Linked DNA regions of Homo sapiens: region 1 is linked to region 2. Evidence: read pairs that join two places in POLR2A ChIA-PET (ENCODE). Cell type or tissue: Panc1. All regions are shown on one strand. Links, peaks and the distances in the headings refer to the core of each region. The heading gives the core; the rest is flanking DNA.

Region 1 (3,126 bases), core at 423-2,922, 120 kb after region 2:
CACGTTGGCCAGGCTGGTCTCGAACTCCTGACCTCAAGTGATCCCCCCTGACTCACCTCCAAAAGTGCTGGAATTACAGGCATGAGCCACCGTGCCCAGCCAGAAAGGGAAGTATTGATACCTGCAACAACTTGGATAAATCAGAAAGGCATTATGCTAACTGAAAGAAGCCAGTGTTCAAGATTAGAGGCTGTCAGACTCCGTTCACATGACATTCTCAAAGACAAAACTATAGGAAGAAAGAACAGGTTAGTGGTTTTCGGAAGCTAGGGCCAGGTGAGTATGAAGGGAGAACAGGAGGGAGTTTTTAGGGAGTGATGGAATTGTTCTGTATCCTTATCATGGTGATCTGCTGGGTGCGGTGGCTCACGCCTGTAATGCCAGCACCTTCAGAGGCCGAGGCGGGCGGATCACTTGAGGTCAGGGGTTCAAGACCAGCCTGGCCAACATGGTGAAACTCTGTCTCAATTAAAAATACAAAAAATTAGCCGGGCATGGTGGCAGATGCCTGTAATCCCAGCTGCAGGGGAGGCTGAGGCCGGAGAATTGGTTGAACCTGGGAGGCGAAGGTTGCAGTGAGCCAAGATCATGCCATTGCACTCCAGCCTGGGCAACAGAGTGAGACCCTGTCTCAAAATAAATAAATTAATTAATTAATTAAATTTAAAAACTCAAAACCACTACATAATAATATTTAAAATAAAAAGTTTAAAAAGCAAACAAAAAACCCCAAATAGAGTTGTATCAACGAGGTTTTGCTTGTGATTTGATTTTGTGGCCGTAATTGTCCTGTTCTCTTTCAACACAATAACCCTAACCCTCTCCCTGTTTCTTTCAGAAAGAGCGAGGGAGTAATTCTAGCCTGTTTTTACAAGAACACAGTGGCTATAGACAGTAAGTACTCTCCCATGTGAAAGCACCAGCTAATTAGACTTTGGTGGATGGTCATGACGTACCCAGTGACATGCTTTTACAGTTCGTTGTCATTGTTCTAGGTGCCAGTGTGAAGATGACTCAGCAAACGTGGAGAACCAAAGATTCTAGGGCAGCACCAAAACTGGGAAAGCAATTACAGCAGAAGTTGCCTTCCCCATGGTAGCTTAGCAACTTCGTGTCTCTCCAAGGCAGAGAGGAAAATCAAGTCTAACAGGCCTTCCCGAAGGCTAGGTGTGAAATACCAGAAGCCATCTTTGTTTCTGGCGATGTCACTAAATAAGTATTTGTTGATATAAAGTATTACACATCTGTTCTCCCACATTTCAGCTAAATTGCCAAAAGTTAACCCTTTCTGGAGATCCAGAATGGAGCAATATACCTAGCTCTCATTCATTATTTCCCTTGCTGATATTCTTGCATAGCTTTTAGTTTATGCATTTGTCCCAAATAAACCTAGAAAAAGCCACTTGTCGTAGGACAAGATGAGCTGATGATTTGAATCACTCCCCCACTGAGGAAGAAACCATCTGTGGAAAAGACTGTATAAGGTACTTCCTGGTTGAACGGTAGGGCTCTGGAGTCAGAAGTCTTGAATTTGAATCCCAGCCCTGAAATGTATCAGCTGTGTGCCCTTAGGTAAGTAACTGAACTTCTCTGGCTTCAGATCCCTCTGTGTGTGTGTGTGTGTGTGTGTGTGTGTGTGTGTGTGTGTGTTTTGTTGTCGTTGTTGTTATTGAGACAGAGTCTCACTTTGTCGCCCAGGCTGCAATGCAGTGGCGCTATCTCAGCTCACTGCAACCTCTACCCCCCGGGTTCAAGCGATTCTCATGCCTCAGCCTCCCAAGTAGCTGGGACTACAGGCGCCCACCACCATGCCTGGCTAATTTTTTGTATTTTTAGTAGAGACAGGGTTTCACCATGTTGGCCAGGCTGGTCTTGAACTCCTGACCTCAGGTGATCAGCCTGCCTTGCCCTCCCAAAGTGCTGGGATTACAGGCGTGAGCCACCGCAATTGGCCCTCTCTGTTCATTGTAGGTGCTGAAAGGAACCCAGTGAACTAGTGATAATACTTATCATGTACCTAGTGCCAGGTCTGATGCTTAATTCATATTCAGAAAGTAGAAGCAATTTTCATGTGATAGGTCATTAATGCCAATTTTATGTATCTGCAAATGAGGATGTGGGGGGTTCCAGGAAGTTATTTAAATGCTTTTGGTGCACAGTTCCTTTACCCTGCCTAGGGTTACCTACAACATACCTTTGGGGAACTTTGCCTGCTTCTTTGCTAGGCTGGGGTCCCATTCTCTTGGATCCTCTGCTAATCTGCCGATCAATCTTGTAGAGATTGCAGAGATGTTAATGACTTTATTTGACTTTTCTACTTAGAGACAGATAGATTAAGAAGTGTTTCAGGCTGTGGCCAGCTGGGACCATTCAGCAGCCTTCAGGGAACGCCTCTTTTAGCACAGGTCAGCCTGGCAGCCTGGGCTGTGGCCCCTGTGTGAATTGGCCTCTTGCACTAGAGATGGTTGGGTGGGTGGCTGAGGCTGCCTTCTCATACTCCAGGGTCTTTGTTCATATTTATGACACCTACATTTCTGCTTCCCTTTCTTACTTCTCCCTTCCCAGATCGGAGTGGAATAGAGCTCATTAAAGCTTTATAGGGGTAGTGCCAATAGAGAACTTTAGGTCTGGGGAAGAATCATTAGTAAAGATCGACCGTGTGCTCTGGGTGCCTTTAGGCAGCCACTGTTTCCATTGGTGTTTAATATTTATTGCTTTCTCATAATCTTCCAGCTGCTATCTTGTCACTGTTAGGAAGACTGGGGAAAATGTCCTATGGATATTTATTTTCTACCACATATTTAGTATATCACTTGAAAGTTTGAGTTCTGTGTTTCTTATATAACTTATGAATAATAAAATAAAAATCATCACTATTGCTTTCAGGCCAGATATACTTTTATTGCACAACATGTATTACGTACAAGAATATCACAAGATTTGGAAATGTTAGTCCTAGAAGAGTTTGACACAACGCAATGATAAGACAGTATGAAAAATGGAGCTATGAATAAAAAAGAATCCATAAGTCCCCAGAGCCTATGAGTATGTTATGTTGCATAGTGATGTAGTTTGGATGCCTGTCCTCTCCAAATCTCATATTGAAATGTGATCCCCAGTGTTGGA
Region 2 (3,126 bases), core at 341-2,840:
AGTTTCAGCTCTCATACTATAAACAAGTGTCCTTTTCACAGTTCTATTTAGTGGCACGGTTTTCATATTTTTGTTAGTGATTTCATTATTTAAAATGGCCCCCAAGCATACTGCTCAAGTGCTGGCTAGTAAACACAAGGAGGCTGTGATGTGTCTTACAGAGAAAAAGCAAGTTAGATAGCTTTGTTCAGACATGTGTTCTAGTGCTATTGAATATAAATGAATATACTAAAATGATATACTAAATGCAGTGCCTTTAAAAAGAAACACACATGAAACAAGGGTATATGTTAATGGGATAACAAAAATGTTACCAGAGGCTCAAAGAAACCTAATACTGTATTTCCCCTAGGAGCAATAGCTAGCTCAGTGTTCACTAATTCAGCGCTCTCAAGAACTTTTTGGCACATCTACTTTGAATAACAAACATCAGCTATATATTCAAACGATGATATACCATAGTCAAAATAAACTTACTATTTCCAAACAGCTGGCACTCAAGAAAAACATACTTTTTAAAAAACTAACTTAAACAAAAACAAAAAACAACTTGAAGCTGGGCATGGTGACTCACACCTATAATCCCAGTGCTTTGGGAGGCCAAGGCAGGACCATTGCTTGAGACCCAGAGTTTGACACCAGCCTGGGCAACATAGCGAGACCCTGTCTCTACAAAAAATTTAAAAACTAGCTAGGCATGGTGGCACACACCTGTAGTTCCAGCTACTTGAGAGGGCTGAGGAAAAAGGATTGCTTGACCCTAGGAATTCGAGGTTACACTGAGTTATGATCACACCACTGCACTCCAGCCTGGGTGACAGAGAGAGACTCTGTCTCTAAATAAATAATCAAAATCTAGCTCTAATTAGTGAAAAACAAACAAGTATTGTATATCTCCTCAGCCATTCATTTTTATCATTAGGTTGTCCTAGTTGAGAGACATTATTCCTTTATTTATTAAACTGAGTCTATAACTGTATTGATAATTATTAGGCATGTGTCAATTTTTTCTTTTTTTTTTTCTTTTTTTTTTTTTTTTGAGACCGAGTCTCGATCTGACACCCAGGCTGGAGTGCAGTGGCGCAATCTTGGCTCACTGCAACCTCTGCCTCCTGGGTTCAAGCAATTCTCCTACCTCAGCCTCCCGAGTAGCTGGGATTACAAGCGTCCGCCACCACGCCCGGCTAATTTTTGTGTTTTTAGTAGAGACGGGGTTTCACCATGTTGGCCAGGCTGATCTCGAACTCCTGACCTCAGGTGATCCGCCTGCCTCAGCCTCCCAAAGTGCTGGGATTATAGGTGTGAGCCACCACGCCCTGCCTTTTTCCAGTTTTTAAGATTAGTTCTAAATTATTTACAGGCTGCGCATACAATGAAAAGAGATTTAATGTTATCAAAGTGACACATACTAATACAAAATCTTTTCATTTAGATCATGTAAATGGAGTGAAAAAGACATAGGATATACGAAAAAGAGATCCAACACAAGAGAGAGGGAAAGGGAATCCCTAGAATGATAGTAAAGGAATATGGCAACTCTATACTGGGAACCGACAGAAGCAAGTTCAGATTGGGATGTAAAAGACACTTCAGAAAATTAAACTGATGAATAAACCCTATACATCTGAATATCCTGAGAAGAGATTTATATAACTACTGAAGAGAGTTTGGAGGTGAATGAATGGTAATTATTTTAGCACTAAGCAAACAGTTTATTAATGACTTCTTGGAAAACAAAGTTACTTATAGGAAGGGAAAAGATTTCATGGTTAACTACATGGCTCAGATATGAACAAAATTTGTGGTCACAAAAACATAAGCACTGAATTTCAACCTACTTGAAATTATAATGTAACAAATGAGATGAAAAGGGAATAGAAAGGTCCTGTCTGTGATGACAGAAGAAGGATAAAAAAGACAATCTTCCTCTTCCATAGTTGGAATTCGACAGACAACGCCTAACACAGGGCTGGGCACAGTGGCTCATTCCTATAATCCCAGCGCTTTGGGAGGGCAAGATGGGTGAATTGCTCGAGCCCAGGAGTTCAAGACCAGCCTGGGCAACATGGCAAAACCCTGTTTCTACGAAAAATACAAAAATTAGCTGGAAGTGGTGGCACATACCTGTAGTCCCAGCTACTTGGGAGTCTGAGGTGAGAGGATCACCTGAGCCTGGGGAGACTGCAGCGAGCCATGACTCAGCCACTGCACTGGGTGACAGAGCAAGACCCTGTTTCCAAAAGAAAACAAGAAAAGCCTAACACTGAAAAAAAATTTGAAGTTGCAATATAACCAAGCAATTCATAGCTAAGGAGGTAATCAGCAAAAGAAGCAACTAAGAAGAGTTTGAAGTGGTTACCTCTAGAAATACAAAACAAGAGAAAGAAACATGCAGGGCACCCCTAGTTTTTGTTAGGATACGCAGACCAAGACTTTTAAACCATGTGCATATATATAACTGATTTTTAAAAACAGCCTTTAAAAAAAAGAAAACAAAACAGGTTTTTTAAAAAGAGAAACAGGTTTCTCATAGAAGAAATTACTTATAAGGAACATAAAGCTATAGACAACAGAAAATGTTTTAAAGTTAAAAAATAAAGAAAAATTGGTGTATGAAACAATAAAGGTTATTCAAATTAATAGAAAAAATGATATATGAAACATTAGCAGCAAGACACATTTTCATCCAGCCAACTATACCTTTCCTAAGCAATATGAAACACATTTTATTTACATATCTAAAGCTTTGGGTTATTTATTTATGAGACAGGGTCTTGCTCTGTTGCTCACACTGGAGTACAATGGTGCAATGCCAGCTCGTTGCAGCCTGGACCTCCTGGGCTCAAGCAATACTCTCACCTCAGCCTCCCAAGTAGCTGGAACTACAGGCACACGCCACATGCCTGGCTAATTTTTTGTATTTTTTTGGTAGAGACGGGCTCTTCCCATGTTGCCCAAGCTGGTCTTAAACTCCTGGGCTTGAGTGATTCGCCCACCTTGGCTTCCCAAAGTGCTGGGATTACAGGTGTGAGCCACCACAACCAGCCTACTTCAAGGTTTTTAAGAAAGCCAAGGCATCAGCTAAGCTCATTTGTCAAGCATATTCCATTCAAATGCTCATCTCCT

What was found. ChIA-PET counts read pairs that join two places held together with the same protein. Peaks named below come from ENCODE experiments on the same cell type or tissue, not always from the same donor. Only the 100,000 strongest peaks of a DNase experiment are listed, where the experiment ranks them.
Region 1: POLR2A ChIA-PET joins it to region 2 with 13 read pairs; 3 of 35 experiments call an interaction of 5 or more read pairs at or near these places.

Annotation. Positions count from the first base shown.
Region 1 is chr2:113,829,298-113,832,423 of GRCh38, reverse strand. It overlaps ACTR3-AS1 (ACTR3 antisense RNA 1), which reads left to right. Exons shown (of 5, transcript NR_110174.1): 4 at 839-894; 5 at 996-1,241. Among named protein-coding and RNA genes, the nearest start is that of ACTR3, 59 kb to the left of the region's middle. RefSeq lists an enhancer at 449-1,648. In Panc1, for the core only: no CTCF peak of the experiment used is centred there; no DNase peak of the experiment used is centred there; H3K27ac peaks cover 352 bases.
Region 2 is chr2:113,947,291-113,950,416 of GRCh38, reverse strand. The region is part of intron 8 of ACTR3 (actin related protein 3); the gene reads right to left. Among named protein-coding and RNA genes, the nearest start is that of LINC01191, 31 kb to the left of the region's middle. In Panc1, for the core only: no CTCF peak of the experiment used is centred there; no DNase peak of the experiment used is centred there.